3 separate regions of the Homo sapiens genome follow, and all the other regions are linked to region 2. Evidence: chromatin loops called from intact Hi-C (ENCODE). Cell type or tissue: Caco-2. All regions are shown on one strand.

Evidence for each region. A loop is a pair of places that touch in the nucleus more often than their neighbours do. Peaks named below come from ENCODE experiments on the same cell type or tissue, not always from the same donor. Only the 100,000 strongest peaks of a DNase experiment are listed, where the experiment ranks them.
Region 1: it touches region 2 in a loop (12-fold over the local background); 81 of 110 quality-filtered maps call a loop at or near these places.
Region 3: a loop joins it to region 2, with 6 times the contacts of the local background. A loop is called at or near these places in 24 of 110 quality-filtered maps.

The regions. Positions count from the first base shown.
Region 1 is chr11:57,342,042-57,350,041 of GRCh38, reverse strand. P2RX3 (purinergic receptor P2X 3) reads right to left here. Exons shown (of 12, transcript NM_002559.5): 2 at 3,363-3,498; 3 at 2,855-2,926; 4 at 2,564-2,627; 5 at 1,779-1,872; 6 at 1,338-1,415; 7 at 144-285. Among named protein-coding and RNA genes, the nearest start is that of P2RX3, 7.7 kb to the right of the region's middle. RefSeq lists an enhancer at 1-213. In Caco-2, CTCF peaks have their summits at 39 (motif pointing right), 4,007 and 4,217 (motif pointing left); DNase peaks (open chromatin) are centred at 298 and 4,231.
Region 2 is chr11:57,637,026-57,645,025 of GRCh38, reverse strand. MIR130AHG (MIR130A host gene) reads right to left here and starts at 6,650. Exons shown (of 2, transcript NR_186232.1): 1 at 6,354-6,650. MIR130A (microRNA 130a) reads right to left here and starts at 3,828; the gene lies at 3,740-3,828. RefSeq lists enhancers at 1,257-1,756, 5,031-5,610 and silencers at 6,457-6,516, 6,537-6,726. In Caco-2, a CTCF peak has its summit at 36 (motif pointing right); DNase peaks (open chromatin) are centred at 45, 3,336, 5,335, 7,231 and 1 weaker place.
Region 3 is chr11:57,489,263-57,497,262 of GRCh38, reverse strand. SLC43A1 (solute carrier family 43 member 1) reads left to right here. Exons shown (of 15, transcript NM_003627.6): 7 at 1,099-1,232; 8 at 3,092-3,270; 9 at 5,401-5,547; 10 at 5,637-5,672; 11 at 5,901-6,039; 12 at 7,871-8,000. Among named protein-coding and RNA genes, the nearest start is that of SLC43A1, 22 kb to the left of the region's middle. RefSeq lists enhancers at 2,829-4,028, 7,272-7,772. In Caco-2, CTCF peaks have their summits at 3,665 (motif pointing left) and 5,416 (motif pointing left); DNase peaks (open chromatin) are centred at 3,602 and 5,395.

The sequences.
Region 1 (8,000 bases), 290 kb after region 2:
AGCCAGTGGCGGCCTGGGATGCTTCCACCAGGTGGCGCTGTCTCGCGGCGGCTCCTGGCCAGTGCCGGCCAAAGGGCCCTGAAATCTGGGAAAGGGCTGAAGGTGGGGAGTTTGGGGTCGCGGAAGAATGGCTAGGTCCTCACCGTGCGCGCCAGTTTGGCAAAATCCTGCCCCGCAAACTTGACCACGTCCCCTACCCGCAAGATGGGGCAGAAAGGGTCCTTGTCCGGGTGGAAGCGGCAGGTCTTCATGTCCCTGGCTGTCAGGTTGGGAAGGAGGTTTCCCCTGGGGAGGAGCAGAGAGAGAGGTCAGCCCAGGGTTCATGGGAAGATCGTCTTGTGCAATCTCTCCCCGCCTTCCGGAGCCCAGGCCTAGGGGGGATCTGAGCCCTCAGCCTTCATCTGGACCTCGCCATCTCCCTCCCCTCTTTCCTTTCCCTGCATCTTTCTGGTGCCCCATCACCGCCTTCCCTGTGTATCAGGGTGATGTATGTCGGTGACTAATCTCCAGCTGCCAGGCTGGGAGTTCGAGAGGGCAGGAATCATTCTTGGTTACTCTGTGCATTTTTTTTTTTTTGAGACGGAGTCTCGGTCTGTTGCCCAGGCTGGAGCGCGGTGGCATGATCTCGGCTCACTGCAACCTCTGCCTCCCAGGTTCAAGCGATTCTCCTGCCTCAGTCTCCCAAGTAGCTGGGATTACAGGGGTGTGCCACGGCGCCTGGCTAATTTTTTTTTTTTTTTTTTGGTACAGACAGGGTTTCACCATGTTGGCCAGGCTGGTCGCAAACTCCTGACCTCGTGATCCACCCTTCTCGGCCTCCCAAAGTGCAGGGATTACAGGCATTTGTCACTGCGCCTGGCCTAGTGCACTTCTGTAGTGACTGGCATTGCCCTCTGCACATGGCCAATGCCCACTGAGTAGCTGTGGAATGAGTAAGTCAATGAAGGGGGGCTGAACTGACTAAGAGAAAAGGGATTTCCACACATGGGCTAGATGTGGGGAAAAAGAATGGGACGAGACCGAAAGGGTTTCAACCGTTGAAGGCATCCTTGACCCACGACTAGGCCTAAGTTGTCCCTCTCCTACCCCAAGCAAAACTCCCGTTTGGGTCTGAGCCCCAAGGTGGGGAGGCTGGCAGAGAAACTGACCCCAAAGTTCACCTGATCCTCAGTGGCCAAGGCCCGCTGGGAGATTGGGAATGGTAGGCCCAGGGAGATGGGTCAGTGGAGCGAAAGTGGGAAGAACTGTGGCGAGGGGGCATCTCCACTTCCCTGAAAACAGGTTGGCAGGGCCGGGGGTGCCTGCATCTTGGCTTTAGGGAAGGAGTGGGGACTCACTTCTCAAAGTTGAAGAGGGGGAAACGGATGCTGTTCTTGATGAAAATAGTGAAGTTCTCAGCTTCCATCATGATGGGCCTGTGGGTGAGCACAGGAGGCCTTAGCTTTCCAGGAAGAAGAGGGGGAAATGAAGGCTTTCACCTGAGGGCGACCTTTCCTGGTGGATGCCTCCAAAGGGAGACCTCTTATAGATAAAGGGCACTTTGAGAGTGGGCTATAGGAAGGGGCTGTCTGTGCCTGAGTGTCACAGCAGGAGGAGGAGGCAGGTGGGTGGGCTGGGGAAGATGATACCCTGGGCCTGAGGCCACCCCCCACACCAGGAAGGGACAACACTGGAGAAAGCCACAGACCCTCCTCAAGCTCAGAGACGCACGGCTCCCACATGGGCAAAGGGGAGCTGAGGTGGGGGCCTGTCTCCTCCTGTCTGGCTTGGAGCCTTACGTTTCCACTGTGTCCACCTCCGTGGGGCACCAGCCCTGGATCTCACAGGTCCGGAGCACAGAGCTGTAGTTCACGCAGCGGCCAGTGAGGATCCCTAAAGTGAGAGCCACAGCTGCTGGGTGGCTGCCTGCCCTTTGCTCCTCTCCCTTTCCTTCCTCCCTCTTCCCTTCCCCCCATCAGGGACCCTGGCAAGTGGGGGAAAAGAGCAGGCAGGGAAAAGGGAGCTGACTTCTCTCCTGCTGCTTCTCCTGAGCCCCAGACCCAGCCAAAGGGAGGTGACAGCCTTCCTTTCATGTGCTCCGAGCCCCAGCAACCCTGAGGACACCTCTTCTTCTTGTGCTTCCTTCCTTGCCTCTGAGTCTGTGCTGCAGCTGTTCCTTCTGTCTGGAATGAACTTTTTGAAGCCCCCTCTGTCCTGCCAAATCCTATTCATCTTCAGGGACCATCCCAAATGTCACCACCTCAAGGAAGCCTTTGGGTACTGCTCACCCAGAAGCAATCTCTCCCCCTCCCCCAGGCTCAACAGTCTTTTGTACCTCCTGGACAGCACAGGCCACTTCAAGCACCCCTGTCTGTCACCACCATCCTAGACTGGGAACTCCTCTGGGGGCAGGGGCCATGCCACCTTTGTAGCACCCACTGGGTGTGGCACCCAGGGAGCAACTGTAAATGCCAGCAGAATGACATGGAACAGGCTGGTTCCCACTCCCTCTCCAACGACGGGCTCTCCCCCATGGGTCCCACTAACACTTGGGATTGTGGGGTGGGTAAGGGGCTGGACTCACCCCCACCTGGCAAGCGCTCAGGCCCGCACTGGCTGTCTGATACACAGCGGTATTTCTCCTCACTCTGTGGGCAGACGGGTCACAGGTTGGTGAAGGACACTGTCCTGGCCTGGTGAGCTCCGCGACTCCCTCGACCTCCCCATAACCAACAGCCTCAGGAGGGTGGAGGTCCCAGGTCCCAGTTGCAAGGTCAGACTTGGGGCCTCTGCTCATACCTCCCTGCCACTGCTCCCACTCCCACCAACATTTTCAGCCTTGACCTGCTTCACCCAACCTCTGTCCTCCCCTCACCTCTGGGCAGAATCCTTGCATCTGATTTTCAGTAACAATCATCTTGGTGATGATGACAAAGACCGAGGTGCCCTTGGGAGGAGAAGAAGGGAGAGAAAAACATCCAACAGTCCCAATCAGTGAGACAGGGACTATAACTGATTATCCCCACTCTACAGATGAGGAAAGCAAGGCTTGTGTCTAGTGACTTGGCCAAGGTCACAGGGCTGGTGAGGGGCAGAGCTGGCTCTTTGCAGCCACCCACATGGCCCCCTTCTCCCATGTGTGTTGTCCTTGATTGCATTACAAGTTGTGGCAGAGCCTGGAGAGGAACCCAGCTTTCCTGATGCCCAGCACCGCAGGCCCAAGCTCTCACACAGCTCTCAGCTGCTGGGGGAGAGGTCCTCTGGATCAGTGACATCATGGATTCTAGTTTGGGAATCCCATTGGCACTCTTTGCTCGCTTTCTCCCTTCCAACCTGCCCAGTGTCTGGACATCCACATGCCTCTCTGGGTAGGGGTACCATACCTGAGGTGGCGTCACGTAATCAGACACATCCATGACTCTGTTGGCGTAGAGTCCGGAGCCCTTCACCTTGGTTACCACCGAGGACTCAATGGCTGTGTCCCGTACCTGGTAAGCCTTCTCGTGCAAGAAAACCCACCTGGGGCAGGAGAGCATAAATGAAGAGAAAGAGAGGAGTCCATAGACCCAGCAGACAGAAGCTGGGAGAGGTCACCTTCCTGCCAACACTTGGCCATGCCTGGCAGGGTGTGCGGATGGTTCCTTCCAGAGGCGTGAGACCTAGAGTGAGCCCTTGGTTGACTTAGAATAGCGTTTCTCCACCTTTTGTCCCATTACTGCCCCTCAGGTGCCTTTCTAGACATTTTCTCCCCTAGTGGTCCCCCCCTCCATGAAACTTTGATATCACAGATATCTGTTTATGTACTGTATGCAAATTTGTGCTTTATGCATAAAAAGAGTGAGAACCAATTTTCACCTCCTTGGGGGCCATATGGCCCCATTGAGAATGCATGGCTCAAAGTCATTCCATGCTGCTGATGGGGGCCACTTCTCTGGCAGGCACCCAGGAGACAGAAGGACAGAGGATCCCAGGCCTCTGCTCCCATGCATTCCAGCCTTGGCCCACGGCTGTACCCTAAGTGTCCAACACAAAGTAGCTCAGTAAACAAATCAATAAAGGTCCTTGGGAGCTCGGTGCTTGGCAGAATCTATCTGCCCAGGTGTCAGATGAGAACAGAGGAGGAAGCGGGGGACAGCGGCTGAGCTTTTACCTGGCAGGTAAAGGAGCTCGGTTGAAGGTGGGGGGGCTGGGGGAGGAGGGAGGGAAGAGTCTGATCTTATTCCCTGGATTGTGCTGCCACCCAGTGGTCATTTACCTGTACTGGCGCCTTCCTACAGCTTTAAGCCATAATGGGACCACGTGGATGAGGCCTTCCCTTTTTCCATCCCTATCTTCCTTCTCAGACTTTCCTGGCCTCGAGCAAAAGGGCCTGCAAATACCTGCTGGCAACTCGTGCCTCTGCTTTCCTATAAAGTGCCTGCCTTTCCATTTGAAATCGCCAATCACAGCCCTCAAGGCTGAAGTCCCCGCTCAGCCTCACTTAATCCCACACTTCCAGCCTTTGGCAAGATTGCCTTTATTCCTGATGGCACACTGGGAGGTAGATGCTGCCACCATTCCCATTCGACAGATGAGAAAACCTCATCAAATACGTTTAGAAAATGCCATGCAACCCTCCTCCCTCCCCGAGAAACATACGATGTAAACAAACAAATACATCTGTTACATTTTGTTAACCTCACTGTCTCCCAATCTTATTTGACCACAGAAGCCAGTCTTGGAGAAATACTGGTGACGTCTCATGGAACAGAGGAGCACACTTTTGGAAATGCTGGGTGAGGGCATTTTCTGCTTCTAACCAGGGTGGCACGAGGTTGGAAAACCACACCAGATGAAGGTGAGTGGAAGGAATTTGAGACTGTGTAGCCCAGAGAAGACAAAGCCGTAGGAGTTAGAGGCTGGGAAGCTGCAGAGCCAGGAGCTGGGCTGACCTGAGGATTCTATAAGGAGGTGGGCGAGGACTTCAATCCCAGAACCGCCTGCTGCGGAAAGTCACCACACGCGTGCCACACGTCTGGGAAGACTCCAGGACAGCATGTTGCTCACCTGGCAGGTGTGCTGAGAGGAGGCCCCTTCCTCAGGTGGAGGCTGGACTGAATGATCTCTGGGGTCACCTACTGTTGGAACATGCAAACAGCAGCAGCTCCCAGAACGTACCGGGGGTCCCAGCCACTTATAGTTTGGACACCACAATCCTATTTACTGCAAACCCCAGCGGATATTTGCAAGTGGCTCTTCGTTCGGTTTTCAGTGAGAGGGTTTGGTGTTATCCCCATCATGGGTCTTCCTTTGCTCACTGGAATCTTTTTTTCTTTTTATTCTAATTTAAGTTTAAATTTTTGATAAATAAATACTATTTATTATTATTATTTGAGACAGAGTGTCACTCTGTTACCCAGGCACTGGCGCCATCTCGGCTCACTGCAACCTCTGCCTCCCGGGCTCAAGTGATTCTCGTGCCTCAGCCTCCTGAGTAGCTGGGACTACAGGCATGCACAACCACGCCTGGCTAACTTTTTTGTTTTTAGTAGAGACGGGGTTTTCCCATGTTGGCCAGGCTGGTCTCAAACTCCTGGCCTCAAGTGATCTGCCTGCCTTGGCCTCCCAAAGTGCTGGGATTACAGGCGGGATCCACCATGCCCAGCCCTATTTATTATTGATAAGTAATAATTGTACGTATTCATGGGGCACAATGTGGGTGTTTTGATATGCCTATACCTTGTGGAATGATTATGTCATGCTAATGATCATATTTACTACCTCACATATTTATCATTTTTTCAGTAGTATTACTGGCTTGAATTCTGAATGATTTCTTGAGCAGGAGAGAAAGGGTGTAGTCAAAGCACCAGCATATGGCTTCAAACCCGTTACCTGCTTTCCTATTGCTCCTTTAGAGCAGGCAGGCGGCATCCTGATTAACGCACCACTTAGAGTGACTTGCGTGCTTGTAAAATGCTCTCATGCATACCGCCTTCTATGGGGCTTTGTGGTGCTGCTTTATCTCCCAGCACTTTTCTTTTCTTCTTTTTTTGGAAGGGGAGGGGTTTCATTCAGATTTCACAAGGAAGTATGCCTCACGTAGAAATCCCATCTGCCAAATTACGTCCTTGAAGAAGAGAAGGGAGCCTCCCTGTCACAGGAAACCCAAATGAGCATTATTAGCTCACAGCCTGGGGCCCTGCAGAGTGAAGGGAGTGAGGTCTGGGGCCTAGGCTCTCTGCTTCCAGCTAAGATGGCTGTTGGCTGTACATTCGCAGAGTGCAAACTGTGGTCTAAACACACCCTTCTGGAACCGAGCTTCAATGTGCCTAGCCACAGAATAGACATATTTCTCAGTGTCGACCTAAGGAAATGGTTTTCTGAGGCCCCTGCCCTGCGTCCTTAAAGTCCAGGAACATTTGGAGATGCAGAGTTCAGACTAGTATTATATAACCAATGCGGCACTTGCTAAGCCGAATCTTTCACTACATTCTTACTGAGACAGCTTCGTTATTACCTTCATGTCATGAATGAGGAAACTGAGGCACAGAGAGGGTGCTAACTTGCCCAGGATTGCAAAGCTGGTATGTCAGCTCTAACCAGACAACGTGCTCCAGACCACTCACAGCCTCTTCACTCGAAGGTCTCTAGCTGTGTCCCAGCTCAAAGCCAGGCCATGCTGGCCCCCTGAACCGGACCCTGTGCTTTTCCTACCAGCTCCTGCTCCATCACCAGTGAAAGCATCTCCTGGCTTAGGAAAGTCTCAGGAGGAAAGGGCCGAGGACTCCAAGGAACAATCAACCAATCTCCTACCTCCTCCTCCTCCTCCTTCAAGGCTCCTTCTTGTGCCCAGTGGGGTGGAGAGGCCACATTAGAATTCTCTCTCTGACTTAAATAACAAGTGGAAGAATTTCAATGGCCTCACAGGGCCTCGGGATGTCATCAAGGCAGCTAGAAAGAAGGGGATGCTTCATTTCCAGAACGGAGGGGCTGAGGCTGTCTCTGGAGGCCAGGGCTCAGGAGCTAGGGCAGGCCTGAGCCTTCGATTCTTGGCATTTACTCTGCTGCTCTGACTATTTTCTTCTCGCATTCATGGTTTATTATTTATAGAGCGGAAGGCGTGTGGCAGCTCCTTGGCAGGTGGGATGTGCAGGAGAGAGGCCAGAGCCGCGCCCCAGCACCCTCCCATCCGCCCCCAGGGAGCCAAGGAGGAGGCTGGGGAGTGGGTGTGAAGAGTGCACGCTGTGTGTGTGGGAGGAGGAGAGGGGTCTCTTAGGAAGGTGTGAGCTGGGCAGAGGGAAAGGGGGAGGGGTGATGGGGGGGTCTTTGTGAAGTAGTCGCAGTTGCCATCTATTACTGAGTCACCATCTCCGCAAGGCACTTGACATATGTTACCTCCCCTCCCTATAACTCCCAGGGAGGAGGTATTCCTAAATCCATTTTCCAGATATGGGGACTGAGACTTAGAGATGTAAAGTCACTCTTAGGAGGCCCTCTCCTAGTTGGTGTCAGAGCCAGGCTTCTAACCAAGTGCTCTACGTTCCATATTGGGGGAGAGGGCAGGCAGGAATGAGAGTCACTCCTCTCTCTGGACCAGGATGACTGGTCCAGATGGGGCATCCAGCCAGGCATGGTGACTCATGTTGTAATCCCTGCACTTTGGGAGGCCGAGGCAGGTGGATCACTTGAGGTCAGGAGTTCGAGACCAGCCTGGCCAACATGGTGAAACCCCATCTCTACTAAAAATACAAAAATTAGCCGGGCGTCGTGGCACAGGCCTGTAATCCCAGCTACCGGGGAGGCTGAGGCAGGAGAGTCGCTTCAACCCAGGAGGCGGAGGTTGCAGTGAGTCGAGATTGCACCACTGCACTCCGGCCTGAGGGACAGAGCAAGGCTCCGTCTCAAAAAAAAAAAAAAAAAAAAAAAAAAAAAGATGGGGCAGCCCAACAGTTCTTCCCACCATAACAGCTCTTTCCACCATATCTGTCACTTAATTGTGCTGACAAGGTGCCTCACAGTGATACCCTGGGCTGAGAGGA
Region 2 (8,000 bases):
ACACACACCCCCACCCACCCGGGCCTGTCCCTTTATACCACTAGGGGGCAGCAGTTGCCCTGTCTATGGCAAGACTACTGCTTGAGCTTTTACCGGGGAATAAGCGTTCAGGTGAAGTTTTGCCTTAGTAAGAGGGGTGGGTTTTGTTAGCTACTCGGCGAGAGCATCCAAAACCGCTTGTGTCTGCTGGCACCCCTGACAGTAAGTCCATTTTGCCTAGATCCAGGATCGGGCTCTGAAAGAGGCTCATCTCAGAATAAGGATTTTCTTGAGTCCCGTGGCTTTTCAGCCTGGTTCTGTAATGCTCTGGTCAGTTCATGGGCACACTTAAGGCTAAAAGGAAAATCAGTCAGCCAAAGTGCTGCTCTGGCAGTTGATGGGAAGTGAAACAAAATAGCTCAAAAATTAGGCCGGGCGCGATGGCTCACGCCTGCAGTTCCAGCACTTTGAGAGGCCGAGGCTGGTGGATCACCTGATGTCAGGAGTTTGAGACCAGCCTGACCAACATGGCAAAACCCCGTCTCTACTAAAAATTCAAAAATTAGCCAGGCATGATGGCACGTGCCTGTAATCCCAGCTACTTGGGAGGCTGAGGCAGGAGAATCACTTGAACCCAGGAGGCAGAGGTTGCAGTGAGCCAAGATCGTGCTGCTGCACTCCAGCCTGGCGACAGGGCAAGACTCCGTCTCAAAAAAAAAAAAAAAAAAAAAAAAAAAAAGCTCAAAATCGCAACATCAATGCCACCATATGACCCAAGGGACATTTTATTGGCAGTGGTATGAAATCCCTACTGTTGTTGGGTGCCCAACAGTTACAGGGGAGACCATATACATCATAAAGATCATTTTTTGGTAAGCTATAATATTCTTTCCAGATTCATTCATTAATATTCCAAATATTTATAAAGCATCTATTACTTGCCAGGCATTGTGTTAAGCACTAGATGTTAAGCACATGGTGAAGATAAGGCAGCTGTGACCTGACTTCCTGGAGCTTTCTGTCCAGTAGGAGATGCAATAACCAGGAAATCCCAGTAGAAGATGATAATAAGGGATCTAAGCAGGGACGTGGAGGAAGCTTGGGAGCTCATAGGAAAGGAACTCAGCTTAGATGTAAGGAGTCAAGGAAGGCTTCACAAAAGCGATGACTACGATGGCATTTGAAAGATAAGAAGTTAGGTAGGCAAAGGCAAAAGTGATGGAAGTATTTCAGACAGAGTATGTGTCAAGTAACTTAAGTTTAGTTAATTGAAGGAAATAAAAGTTGCTTGTGGGCTGAAAGCAGTGGCTCACGCCTTAATTCCAGCACTTTAGGAAGCCAAGGCTGGAGGCTTGCTTGAGGCCAAACTTTGAGGTTAGCCTGGGCAATATAGCAAGATCTTGTCTCAAAAAAAAAAAAGCCATACCTGCACCTGTAGTCTCGACTACTCAGGAGGCTGAGCAGGAGGATCACTTGAGCCCAGGAGGCTGAGGTTGCAGTGAGCCATGATCACGCCACTGCACTCCAGCCTGGGCTGGAGCAAAACTTTGTCTCCTTAAAAAGTGGGTGAGAGGACATGAAAGGAAAGAGAAGCAGGAGCCATAAACTATTTAGGGAATCTAGATTTAATCCCAATGGTATTAGGGAAATATGGGAAAATTATTGTTTTTTAGAGTGGAGTGGCAGTATCAAATGGCTATTTGTGCCCAGACAAGAGGCTCAAATAGAAGTTTTAATAGACTGGAGAAAGTAAGGAACATATGGTAGGGTGCGGTGGCTCACACCCGTAATCCCAGCACTTTGGGAGGCTGAGGTGGGCGATCACTTGAGGCCAAGAGTTTCAGACCAGCTTGGACAACAAAAATTAGCCAGGCATGGTGGTGCACGCCTGTAATCCCAGCTACTCAGGAGGTTGAGGCAGGAGAATCACTTGAACCTGGTAGGCAGAGGTTGCAGTGGGCCGAGATCGCGCCACTGCACTCCAGCCTGGGCGACAGTGAGATTCTGTCTTAAAAAAAAAAAAAAAAGGGAAATAAAGCTAACTGTACTATCTCAAATACTGTTGTTGTGATCAGAATGGAGAGGCTGTCTGGGCAGGAGAAAGGAGGACTAGAACTGGAAGGCACAGAAGTAAAAGGGCAAGGGAAAAAGGCAAGCCATGGAGAGATGTCCAACATCCCTCAACTAAGGCCTCAGGGGAGTCTGACCCATCTTTCAGTTTCTACATGCCTCATGATGCCAAGATCCCTCTCAGGGTCCAGCAGAGGACCTCAAAACCCTATTCCTCTTGGACCCATTTCTTGCACCAAAGTTTAGGGAAGATTTCTCAAGTCCCAAACTCTGCTGTTGAAAACCAGGCACAAACTAGCTGCCTTCTTCACTTGATCTTAGCCAAAAGACCAGGAATACTAGCTGCCTTCTTAAAGAAGCTCCCCAAATATTCCTCTCATTCAATTTATTTTAACAAGTTTTAATTAAGCCTACTAGGCACTGTGGGAGACAGAGAAGTAAATGGCTGAGTCATTGCTCTCAAATTTTTCTTTCTTTTTTTTTTTTTTTGAGATGGAGTCTCGCTCTGTTGCCCAGGCTGGAGTGCAGTGGCGCAATCTCGGCTCACTTCAACTTCTGCCTCCAAGATTCATTCAAGAGTCTCCTGCCTCAGCCACCCAAGTAGCTGAGACTACAGGCGTGCATTACCACGCCTGGCTAATTTTTGTATTTTTAGTAGAGACGAGGTTTCACCATGTTGGCCAGGCTGGTCTTGAACCCCTGACCTCAGGTGATCCGCCCGCCTCGGCCTCCCAAAGTGTTGGGATTACAGGCGTGAGCCACCGCACCCGGCCTCAATTTCCTTGTAATTGGTCCTGGGAGAATCATTCTGTGGGTTGATTCAAGGGATCCTATTAATCTTTAAGATTAAGTCATGGGCAACGCTGTCCAAATCTTGGATGCCCAGACAGGTGTGCCCTCAAGCAGCATTACCATCAAACACCCCGTGACCAAGAGGGAGTGGTGCTGAGAAAGGTAAGTGGATTCAGGGAAGGAGTGAGGTCTTTCCATGCCTCATGAGCCAGGGAAGGAGCTGTAGGTATGGGATGCCAGCAGCACACAGGTCCTTTTCTTTGGGGAGCAATCCTCTCGAGTTAACCCCCTTTCCTTTCTGGTGCATTCCTTTTTTTCTCAAGGAGGCCTACTCTGTACCTAATAGTGATTCTCCTAATCTTTTTCCACTCACTCTCCATTCCGGGCTGAGTCTGGGAATGCTTATCCTTCTTAGCCTAAGGAGTTGCCACCACTTCTGGTCCTTAAAGGTTTGAGGCTTTGGAAGATATCCTCATACAACCAGCAGATGGCATCAAAACCTTCCACCCCTCAGCTCAGGAAATCTCCCAGTTTGAAGAACCTATTCAGATCTCTCCAGATGGGTCTACAAAAAGATGAGTGAGCTGTCAAGACTTAACACAGGGTTGTATCTAGGCTTTGCAACCTAAGAGCTACACAATCTTAGCCAAACTGTTTAAACCTTTCTGACCCTCAGTTTTTCATCCATAAAATGGGGCTGTTACCTCCCAGAAGTTATTAGGTTTCACAGTAACGGAGGCAGTGTCTATCACAAGCACTGCATACAGAAGTAGTTCCATAAATGAGAGCTATTAGTATAACTAACAAGTGAGGCTACCCAGATTCCCACCAGGGTAGCTGACTGGTGCCCAGATGGGAGAGGAATTGCAATGCTGAGGAGGCAGCCAGCGCTGGGTAGCACTACACGGCCAATGCCCTTTTAACATTGCACTGCTAGTGACAGGTGCAGACAGTAGCACAATGTGAAAAGAGCTCTGGCCAGCAGCAGAGGCATGCCGGCCCTGCCTCCTCACTCCTTCTCCCAGTCCCTGGCCCACTCAGCTCACGGGCTCCCTCTGCCCCTTCTTTGCTTCAATACAGCTTTTTTCCCTTTTATTCCATTCTTAGTGTTCATTCTATTTTTTCACCACTCTTCCTTTTGCCGCCTTCTTCACCAACCCCCTGACCCCCAGCACAGAGACCACCTTTTTCTTGGAGGTTTTGGCATGGGAGGACAGGACCCACTAAAGCAGCTGCAGGGATACTTCGGGCTTGATGCTCAGTCCTCAAAGAAAACGGCTATTAGCAATCCCCAAAGTCTGGAGGTCACTCGTATGAGGCTGTGTTCATCTGGATTTGCATTTCCGCTAGCTTACCTTCTAGAGAGGAGCTTGCTGCCCAAGACTACAGAACCCTCTACTCTTCTCTAAGTTTCCATCTCCTTTTAAATTTAGATAAAGCAGAGCTCTAGGCCTCAAGGCAACACTCTCAGATGACCTTCCAGGACCAGAGAGGTGGGAGCCTGTAGTCACAGCTCCCCACGCAGTAGAGAGAAGCTTCCAGGCGGGGAGGTGAAAGCTGCTGGTGAAGCCCCACCCCTGCATCTCCTTTTGGAGGTCCTGAAAGCACTTTGCAGATTCAGCATTAAAATGGTGAGGGTGATTCGCTCACAGTTACTGAGAGTTAGGGATAGGCTTTCACTGGCAGTGGGATTCACATCTGAGTTATTTCCTGTCTTATCCAGGGACCCTTGGTTGGGGAGTCTTCAAGCTCATCCTAGCACTTCCCCATCCTATCCAACCCTAAGGGGGCTTAAATACAGGACAAACAGTCCCCGGAAGATTAACACCCAAAGCCAGAAAGCTGCCCTGGAAGGACACCTGGATATCTGGAGGCTCAGACCCAGGCAGGCTCTATTGTGGCACATTCCAGCTAGGGCCACAGCCCCGGAGCCCAGCTCCAGTTCTGACCCAGTGAACTTTGGGCAGCCCAGAGAAACAGAGGCTGGAGGGTGATTCCTCCAGTGCCCCGATCAACGAAGGGGAGATGCCTTCTTCCCTAATCCACAGCCACCGTAAGGAATAGAGGACAGAATTCCAGTTGGGAGCTCTTCCTCTGGGCTTCCCTCTAGCCTCGTCCCACCCCCTCAGGAAGCAGGAGACGTTCCCTCCCGCTCTCCCCGGCAGAGTTTGTTCCCGTAATCTGCAAACATGGGGCCCTGCCCTACAGTTTTAATGGGCGGAAACCAAGACCCCTCGAGGGTCAGTGACCTCTCTGCTCTGGGGTTGGGCAAACCAGGCCCAGCTGGGAACTGGATCACACCAACAGGGGGCAGAGGGGCAAAGATAAGGCTGCACAGCAAGCTTCAGGGAGGCCAGGGGAAGATTCTTCCCCAAGAAGTTTCCAGGTCTCTCCTTAGGGAGTGCAGGGAGAAAGGGCCAAGAGCCCCTCAGCTCTCACACACCCAACTCATTCCTGAGGAGCAGGCCCAGCGACTCACCAGCCAGCAGGACCCCTCCCCCACCTTGGGCCCAGGAGCCAGCCCCCAGCTCCTTCCAGAAGCGAGTGTAGAGACCGAGGAGGAAATGGGGGAGGGGAGGCCCCGGCTCAAGTTCTCTCCTCTCCCCCTCCTCATTGGCCACCATCTTCCGGCCCCTGCCCCCAGAGCAGCAGGGGATGGGGCCCAGCCTGTGAAAGGGAGAGAAAGGGCAGGTGGGGGGTTAGCTGGAGCAGCAGGGGCAGGGGGCTGGCCCCAACTGTCTCCTCCCACCCCCTCCTCGCAGCCATGGCGACGGGAGGAGGAGACCAGGAGGGTCCTGAAAGCCATGTTCTGTGAATGGGATGAGAGAGGCAGCTGGGAAGTGGGGGGTGAGGGGCGCTCTCCTTCAACACCCAACTGTGCTCCCCCCGAACACACACACCTCGAGGCTGGACCACACAGGCGCACGTACACACCACACACACACACACACACACACACAAACTCTCAGCCATACTTGCTGCACAACTCAGCCCTCATTACACACCCAAACAACAAGAACTGGAGTGTGAGCGCACGCCCCCCACACACACACATCCCCGCACCCCTCAACACCCCACAACTATCAGCTCGAAAACCAGCCTCACACCCCCACACCGCCCCTGGCTCACCCTACAACTTCTGGAGGTGCAGAACTCCCTGCCCTGCTCCAGCCCTTCGGCCCCCGGTCCCCCTCGGAACACTCCACGCCCTCGCACACAACCCAGGTGGAGACAGATGGCCCAGCTCGGCCGTGCCCAGCGGAGCCCCCCATCCCTACCCCACCACGCCCCCCACTGGAAAATGACAGTGAGGCCACCTCAGAAAGACACGCCTGGTGCTTCCCAGTTACAGTGTTTCCAAAGGAAAAAATAGAAAAGATGCCCACGAGTGGAGAATGAGGAGGGAAAAAGGAAGACGAGAGAAAGAGCCCAGACCGTCCCCCTCCCTTCCCCAAGAGAGAATAAAACCGAAAATCGGTGTCGTTACCCTTCGGGAAGCTCTCGATACCTACACATTGCTCTTCGTTAGGATCCTCTGCCTGCCACCTCCTTCTTCCCGGGCTCTTTCTCTGCCCTTCCCTCCCTCTTGGCTCCCCTCCCTGGCCTCGCTCCCCCTCGCTCACGCCCTCTCGCACCCCGCCAGCCCCTCTCCCGGGCCGGGCTTGGATCCCCAGCGGCCGCCCCGCCACCCGCCGGCCGGGACCGAGGTTGCGAGGCCGGTGGGCCGCGGAGACCCTCTCCTCTGCCGATCTCGCTCTTCCCCCCTCGCCCCCTTTCTCCTTCCACACTCCCTGCCGTCCATCTTGAATACTTGGGATTCTTGAATGGAGTGAGCAGGATCCGCTCCCCCAGGCTCCCATTGGCTGTGGGTTAACCCTTTTGAAACGAGATCCTCCCTCCCATTGGCTGCCAGGCTCCCCTCTTCTCCCCCAACCCCCATCCCCTCCGCCTCCCAACAGTCCGCGAGGTCAGGGCGCTCCCGGAGCCCCCTCCCCTGGCTTCTCACCTCAACAACCCCCGCACCAGGACGCCCCTCTCCCCGCTCTTTCCGTCACGCCCCGCACAGGGCTGCAGGTGAAGGCAGATCCAGTTCCCGCCAAATGCGGCCCCAAGGTGGGGCTGGCAGAAACCCTGTTCCCAGATGCCCCTCGTGCTGGATTTGGAGACCTTGGAAGATACAAGGGGTGCAATTTCCTGCCCGTCTCCAACCCCTCCTTGACCAGAAGTACTTCTGCAACAGGGGATCCACTCAGCCTTTCAGCCTCACCCAAGGCGGTGGGAGAGCGTTCCTGAACGCCCGCGCTTCTTGGGCTGGCCAGGAAGAGGGCAGCTCTAGAAAGAAGATCTGGGGCTCTTCACCGAAGCTAATTCCCCGAGTGCCGCAGGGCAGGCCTGACCCGATCAGGAATGTGCAGCATCTGGAGCTCCGCTCCGTCAAAAACATCCCCTCAGACCAGCCCTGCCCCGCCTGGGCCAACGTGCTGTGCGCCCACAAGGGGCTCTGAGGTGGGGGAGCCCAGAGAGGAAGGCGGCAGCAAGGACGAGGGCGATATGTCAGGCCTTGGAGTAAGGTCCGGGGTTTTAGGCCTAGATCTGCCATTAAGATGCAGGGCGAGGCTGGGCGCGGTGGCTAACGCCTATAATCCAAGCACTTTGAGAGGCTGAGGTGGGAGGATTGCTTGAGCCCAGGAGTTCCAGACCACCCTGGGCAACACACTGAGACTCTATCTCTACGAAAAATAAAAAAATTAGCTGGGCGTCGTGGTGTGGCCTATGGTCCCAGCTACTAGGGAGGCTGAGATGGGAGGATCGCTTAAGCCTAGGAGTTCCAGGTTGCAGTGAGCTATGATCGGGCTCGGTGGCTCATGCCTGTAATCCTAGCATTCTGGGAGGCCGAGGCGGGTGGATCACCTGAGTTCAGGAGTTAAAGACCAGCCTGGCCAACATGGTGAAAACCCGTCTCTACTAAAAATACCAAAATTATCTGGGCGTGGTGGTGCTTGCCTGTAATCCCAGTTACTTGGGAGACTGAGGCAGGAGAATCGCTTGAACCCAGGAGGCAGAAGTTACAGTGAACCGAGATCAAATCATTGTACTCCAGTCTGGGTGAAAAGAGCGAAACTCTATCTCAAAAAAAAAGCTTGGCGAGGTCATGTTTC
Region 3 (8,000 bases), 150 kb after region 2:
GCTCAGTGCAAGATGGGGGCCTCAATTTCCTCTGTCAAATATCAAAGGACCCTTTGACTGAGCCATGCCATGCTCCTCAACCTCCACGGTGGGCAGTACCAAACTGCATACCGTTTTGCACTTTACAAAGAGTACTAAAGAAGGTACTTTTGCTCAGTGTCTCCAAAGGAGTTTGAGAGAGCGCATGGGTGGGGGGGCCATCAGTTGTTCTGGTGGGCAGGCATGGAGGGTGGGCAGTTCTCCCTTCTTTTCAACTGAAGTAGTGTTTGAAGAGCCAGATCTTACCTCCACACATTTGGGGGTGTGGCCCTTTGAAGCTCTGTCCTGCCCCTAGGGAGGAAAAGGCACCAAGGTCCAAGACTGCAGAGAAAAAGGTTTGAGCAGGAGCCTGAGGGGAGAGCAGACATTAATTATCCTGGTCAGATGGTATGGGGAGGACAAGAGGACAGATGGTGCATCAGCTTCTTCCATAAGAAGGGCTGACACATTTGCACAGAATCTCATTCAATTGAGAACTTACCTGCCCTGGGGTTGAGAGCCCTTGGGCAGAGCACTTGCACCTCCCTCTCCCCAACCCCCCCAGTTGTTGCACGTGGGAGGACCTGGGAAAGGTGAGAAAAGGCTGAGCATGAGCAGTCTGGGTTTGCCTTTTCCCCTGGGGAATGTGCCAGGAAGGGGCAGGATAAACACGATTAGGCCCGGTAAACCTAGAGCACTAAGTTTCCTTTGTACGTACTATGAAATGGACATTTTTGTGCGAACATGAACATGAATGTTTGTGGAGTCATAGGCAAAAATGTATGTATTTTTTTAAGATAATGGAAATTTCAGAGATATTTTGAGCCAGTGGCCAGCAACTTCAGGCTTTGTGGAGACTATTTCATAGCTCTCTAGGGGGCCTCAAGTGAAAAAGAAAAAGGAATGATGGGTCTTCTGAGTCTGACTCTAAACTTCTGGTCTTGGTTTCCTCATCTGCAAATTGGGCACAAGGACAAGGGGAGAAGAGAACTTCTTTAAGGCCTCTGAGGCCTGGGATCTACCTTGGTGGGGTCTGGGGCCAGGCAGTCTCCCCCACGGGCCTGCCCCCTCCTCTCACAGCTGATCTACGATGCCGGTGTGGCCTTCGTGGTCATCATGTTCACCTGGTCTGGCCTGGCCTGCCTTATCTTTCTGAACTGCACCCTCAACTGGCCCATCGAAGCCTTTCCTGCCCCTGAGGAAGTCAATTACACGTGAGTGGCTGGAGTGGGCAGAGACTCTCCCTGGGGCAGAGAGGGCTGTGGTGATATGATAGACGGAATTAACTTTGGATTCAGAGAGACCTCGGCTTGGACCTCTGCTTGGCAAATCGCTTGAGCCCTCCAAGCTCTGCTTTCTCATCTGTACTATGAGCCTGTTCCTACCTACCCACAGGTCGCTTTTGTTTGTTTGTTTGTTTAGAGGCAGTGTCTTGCTCTGTCACTCAGGCTGGAGTGTAGTGTCTTGGTCCTGGCTCACTGCAACCTAAAACTGCTGGGCTCAAGCGAACCTCTCCCTCTGCCTCCCGAGGAGCTGGGGTTACAGGCACACACCACCATGCCCAGTTAATTTTTTTATTTTTTGTAGAGACAGGGCTTACTGTGTTACCTAGGCTGGTTTTGAACTCCTGGCCTTAAGGGATCCTCCCCCCTTGCCCTTCCAAAGTGTCCGATTACAGGCGTGAGCCACTGTGCCCAGCCTCCCATGGGTGTTTTTAAGTAATACAGTTGGCACATAACAGGTGGTCAAAACATGGTAAATATTTATTTATTTATTTATTTATTTTTGAGACAGAGTCTCATTCTGTCGCCCAGGCTGGAGTGCAGTGGCATGATTTCAGTGAACTGCAACCTCTGCCTCCTGAATAGCTGGGATTACAGGCACGCGCCACCACACCCAGCTAATTTTTGTATTTTTTAGTGGAGACGGGGTTTCACCATGTTGGCCAGGCTGGTCTTGAACTCCTGGCCTCAAGTGATCCGCCTGGCTCAGCCTCCCAAAGTGCTGGGATTGCAGGCGTGAGCCACCATGCTCAGCTCATGGTAACTATTTATGTGGGTGCAAAAGTAATTGTGGTTTTTGCCATTAAAAGTAATGGGCCAGGCGCAGTGGGTCATGCCTATAATCCCAGCACTTTGGGAGGCCGAAGAGGGTGGATCGCCTGAGGTCGGGAGTTCTAGACCAGCCTGACCAACATGGAGAAACACCGTCTCTACTAAAAATACAAAATTAGCTGGGTGTGGTGGTGCATGCCTGTAATCCCAGCTAGTCAGGAGGCTGAGGCAGGAGAATCACTTGAACCCTAGAGGCTGAGGTTGCGGTGAGCCGAGATCGTGCCATTGCACTCCAGCCTGGGCAACAAGATCAAAAACTCCGTCTCAAAAAAAAAAAAAAAGTAATGACAAATACTGTTTTCATCCTTTCTGGGTTTGGAGGAGATCTGAGTAGGAGGCACCTCAGCAATGGCACTCGATGCCATGTGGTCCCAAAAAGAGGGACATAAAAGAATCAAGCACCCCATCTTTTGTGGAGCCACCTGAATGCCAACTTTTTCCAGCCCCCTGTCAGTTCAGCAGAGGCAAGAGGTGATACTCCACACCAAGCACATAAGGTGACATTACAGAACTGACAGTTATGCCAGGCACTGTACTTAGCCCCTATACCATCCTCAAACAGCTGTATGATGTAGATTGGGTATTAACCCCATTAATAACAAAAGTACAGGGAACAAAGTGACTTTCCAAAGGTCATGCCATTCAAAGGAGGGTGAATCTTAGGTTGGACGCAGGCTGTCTGACTCTGGAGTCTGAGGTGTTAATGCTGCCTCCTCCATGGGAACAGCCCAAGTGAAAAACAGCTGATCCACTCTTCATTTACTTGGCATCTGTGCTAAGCTGGTCCCTGAGCCAAGCTCTGAGCAACAGAAACAGAAGCTCTGCATTAGGAGCTTGTGAGCATGTCAATGCCGGGTAAAGGAGTGCTGGAAACCGCTGGGATGGCCGCCGAGCACTAGGCCGTTGAAGGTGGGCTCTGTGTGACTGGTTCCTCTACACTCTGGCCTGGCTGCCTGCAGGAAGAAGATCAAGCTGAGTGGGCTGGCCCTGGACCACAAGGTGACAGGTGACCTCTTCTACACCCATGTGACCACCATGGGCCAGAGGCTCAGCCAGAAGGCCCCCAGCCTGGAGGACGGTTCGGATGCCTTCATGTCACCCCAGGATGTTCGGGGCACCTCAGAAAACCTTCCTGAGAGTGAGTGTCTGGTCAAGGTGCCGGCCTTGGGGGATAGTGATGGTGGGTCCTCATATTCAGTGAGCACTCATGGTTGAGTATTTATTCGCACCCCTCTTCAGTCCTTACAACACCCCATGATGTAGGTGGGGCATGCTCCTCATTTACAGATGGGCACATCAAAGCTCAGCTAACGCTGGGAAGTTCAGATTCAGGGTTACCCTGCTGGATTCCTGGGATTGGGGAGGGAGGAGCTTCCAAAATGGGGACAAGGTCTCTGGGCCTGTCGGGTAGCTGGTTTCCTCAGGGCCCCTTGCAACCTCTGAGCTTATTGCATCAGGTGCAGCCAGGCCCGTGAGCCTCCTGGCAGGGGTCCTCCACACCTGGCTGTCTTTTGCCCCCTGCTGGTCACAGGAGGAGCTGCAGCACCTGCCTGGGCTGCTTCTCAGGAGGGTACATGAAGATCCCAGGACCGCCAGCTCCATGATAAGTGGAAGGAGCTCCTTGGAGTCAGGAGCGGGAGTTGAGGAGTTTGAGTCCTGCTCTCCAGTTATAGGCTATGTGACTTGTGTAGATCACCTAACCTTGCTCTTGATTTCCTTACCTCTTAAACTAGCACTAAAAGCACCCCACAAACTGTAAAGTTAGTTGTGATGATTGAATGACACCATGGGTGTGGAAGCTCTTTGTAAAGTGCAAAACGGTGTGCAGTTTGAGGGTGGTTACCCCCAGTGCCGATTCTCAGAGGGCAACATGGCTAAGGGCACGAGCTGGAGTTAGGCTGACCTGCTGCTTCCAGCCCTGTGAGCTTGAGCAAGTCATTTAACTTCCTGAGCTGCAGTTTCCTCATCAGTAAAATGTGATAAGGATAGGGTTGTTGTAAGATTTTATTAAATGGGGTAATAAATGTCAAGTATGTAGCCCATAGTGAGTGCTTCAGAGTTTTTTTCTTTTGTTTCTTTCCCCCCCGCCCCGAGATGGAGCCTTACTCTGTTGCCCAGGCTGGAGTGCAGTGGCATGATCTTGGCTCACTGCAACCTCCGCCTCCCGGGTTCAAGCAATTCTCCTGCCTCAGCCTCCCAAATAGCTGGGACTACAGGCGTGCACCACCATGCTCGGCTAATTTTTGTATCTTTAGTAGAGACGGGGTTTCACCATGTTGGCCAGGCTGGTCTCGAACTCCTGACCTCATGATGCTCCTGCCTCAGCCTCCGAAAGTTTTGGGATTACAAGTGTGAGCCACCGTGCCCTGCCAGGTTTTTTTTTTTTTTTTTTTTTGTAAAATAGAGACAGGGTATTGCTGTTGCCTGGGCTGGAGTGCGGTAGTGCAATCATAGTTCACTGCAGCCTTGACCTCCTGGGCTCAAGTGATCCTCCTGCCTCAGCCTCCTGAGTAGCTGGGAATACAGGTGTGCACAACCATGCCTGGCTTATTTTTTTATATATATATATATATATATATATATATATATATATACACAAAATTATATATATTATATTATTATATATTATATTATATATTATATTATTTTTTATATATAAATTATATATATATTTATATTATATTTTATATATATATATATTTTTTAGAGATAGGGTCTTGCTATGTTGACCACCAGGCTGGTCTTGAACTCCTGGGCTCAAGCAATCCTCCTGCCTCAGCCTCCTGAGTAGCTGGGAATACAGGTGTGCACCACCATGCCTGGCTTATTTCATATATATATATTTTTATATATATGTATATTTATATATATAAATATATATATAATTTCTGTATATAAATAAATAAATAAATATATATATATATTTTTAGAGATAGGGTCTTGCTATGTTGACCACCAGGTCTTGAACTCCTGGGCTCAAGTGATCCTCCTACCTCTGCCTTTCAAAGTGTTGGGATTACAGGCGTGAGCCATGGCACCTAACTGAGTTATTTTTACCACACGAAGCATAGGACATACATCCAAAAATGTTCTGAGCTGAGCAAGAGCCTGGAGGCAAGTGAATCTGAACTTTCCCGTCTTTGAAGAAACCAGTCTCTCTCCAAAGTCACATAGTTAGTGTCACTCCCCCCAAGAACTGCATGAGCTGGGACAATCAGAGGGCAGTGGAAGGTCTGGGGCTCAGGGGCGCCCCCTGCTGTCTCCCCAGGGTCTGTCCCCTTACGCAAGAGCCTCTGCTCCCCCACTTTCCTGTGGAGCCTCCTCACCATGGGCATGACCCAGCTGCGGATCATCTTCTACATGGCTGCTGTGAACAAGATGCTGGAGTACCTTGTGACTGGTGGCCAGGAGCATGGTGAGGCACCGCTGAGGCCCCTGGGGGTTGGGGGCACAGGCGGGTCACCCTGGCTGAGCTCCCCTCACCATACGTTTCCCTACCCACAGAGACAAATGAACAGCAACAAAAGGTGGCAGAGACAGGTAGGGCTATGAAAGCAGGGCCCTGGCTCACGCCCACCCCACTGCAACCCGCTTCTCAGGGGGCGGGACTCCTCTAGGCCTGGGCCCACCCAGGTAACCCTTTTGTGGGATGTAAGAGTCTGGGTTCAGAGGAAGGCTATTTTGGTGCTCTCTGGCCTCCGCTGGAAGGGGTGATAGTGTCCACTGAGTGCCAGTTCCTGACCCCACTGCCCTTCCCATCCTGCCCAGTTGGGTTCTACTCCTCCGTCTTCGGGGCCATGCAGCTGTTGTGCCTTCTCACCTGCCCCCTCATTGGCTACATCATGGACTGGCGGATCAAGGACTGCGTGGACGCCCCAACTCAGGGCACTGTCCTCGGAGATGCCAGGTGACCTGCCTGTACAGGGATGGTGACAGCAAGTGGTCAGGCAGTGCTTTTCATTTTCTCTGTGCGTTTACATCCAGCAACTTGTTGCTTTCTCCCAAGAACCCTAGGAGATCAGGGGTACCTCCCCATTTTACAGATGAGGAAACTGAGGCTAGGAAGGGACCTGGCTTGCTTAATAATAAGAATAGCTAATGCAGAGTGCTGACTGTGCACTTGGCACCTTGCCTTGTTTAGTCCTACAACACCTCTTTGAGGTAGATGCGTTAATATCTTCATTTTGCAGTTGAGGAAACCGAGGTACAGGGTTGCACAGTTAGGTCATTCACCCAAGATCACACAGCTTTCAGTGGCAGCCTCCAGAACCTGTGTTATAAGGGTACACGCTAAAGTCTTGTTAGGGCTAGAATAGGTAGAGTTGGTATATTAGATATTTATTGCTGTATAACAAATCACCCCAAGGCTTGGCATTTTAAAACAACAAACACTTCTCATCTCATACAGTTTCTGACAGTCAGAAATCAGGGAGAGACTCAGCCGGCTGATTCTGAGTCACAGTCTCTCATGAAGACATAGTCAGGCTGTCAGCCAGGGCTGCAGTCATCTGAAGGGCTGACTGGGGTTGGAGAATCTATGTCAGTTCAATTACCCCCATGGCCTCTCCATAGGGCTGCTCAGGACACAGCACCTGCTTTCCCTTGAGCAAGAGGGCTAAGCGACAGAGACCCCGTATCTTCTCTCACATAATCTCAGACGTAGCATACCATCACTTCTGTTACGTTCTATTATAGGCACAGAGCAACCCTGATATACTGTGGAAGGAGACTGGACAAAGCAGGGGAATACCAGGAGGCAGGATCCTTGAGGGCTGTCTTGTTGGCTGGAGACCACCATTGAGGGTTTTTTTTTTTTTTTTTATTGAGACAGTCTTGCTCTGTCGCCCAGGCTGGAGTGCAGTGGCACGATCTCAGCTCACTGCAACCTCTGCCTCCCAGGTTCAAGCGATTCTCCTGCCTCAGCCTCCCGAGTAGCTGGGATTCACCATGGAGTCTTGAACCCAGATTCTGTGACTGCTTTTGCTCTTTTTGTGTTCATCCAAACAGTCCCTGTTTATCCTAAGAGGATGGGAGAAAGAGACTGGGAGAGAAGGAAATCCAGTGGCCTCCCTCCCTGCTAGCAGAGCCTGGCCCTGGCACTGAGCCTTCCTCCTCTACCCTCTGCTCCTAATGGTGAGGGTCCCCTAGCAGGGCCCTTCTGTCCAGGACACATGGGCCGCCTGTCCTCACCCCAGCCTACTGACCTCTCTCCTGGGCTGGCCTCAGTGCCCTTGATTGTGCCGGAGAGAGGAAGCGCTGGACAGTCAGGCCAAGCTGCTGTCCCCAGGAGGGCATCTGCTTATGTCTAGGGCAGGGACACCTTCCTGAGGACTTCTGATGAGAGACGGTGTGAGAGCTTCCCACTTCCCACCTTCCTTCCCATCCTTGGTTCTCAAACCTTCAAGTGTGCATGAGAATCACTTAGTGGGGGATATTTGTCCAAATGCAGATTTGCAGATATCCCCGCTGAGATTCTGAGGGCCGAGATGAGGCCTGTGAATCTGCATGTTAAGAAAGCACCCGCTTTGATGCGTGTGTCATTGGGTAGGGGAGCAACACTTTGAGAAACATGGAGCTAGAGAACGTGGGTTTCTATGGGTTTCCCATAGAAACATGGATTTCTGTGTTTTCTGCTGCCCTGACATCGAAGGCACATCTGAAGGGGGAGGGGCCAGGCCAAGAACCAGGGAGTCCTGGGAACGTAGAGGCAGCAGCCAGTGACTTCCCGTACTCCTCAGGGACGGGGTTGCTACCAAATCCATCAGACCACGCTACTGCAAGATCCAAAAGCTCACCAATGCCATCAGTGCCTTCACCCTGACCAACCTGCTGCTTGTGGGTTTTGGCATCACCTGTCTCATCAACAAC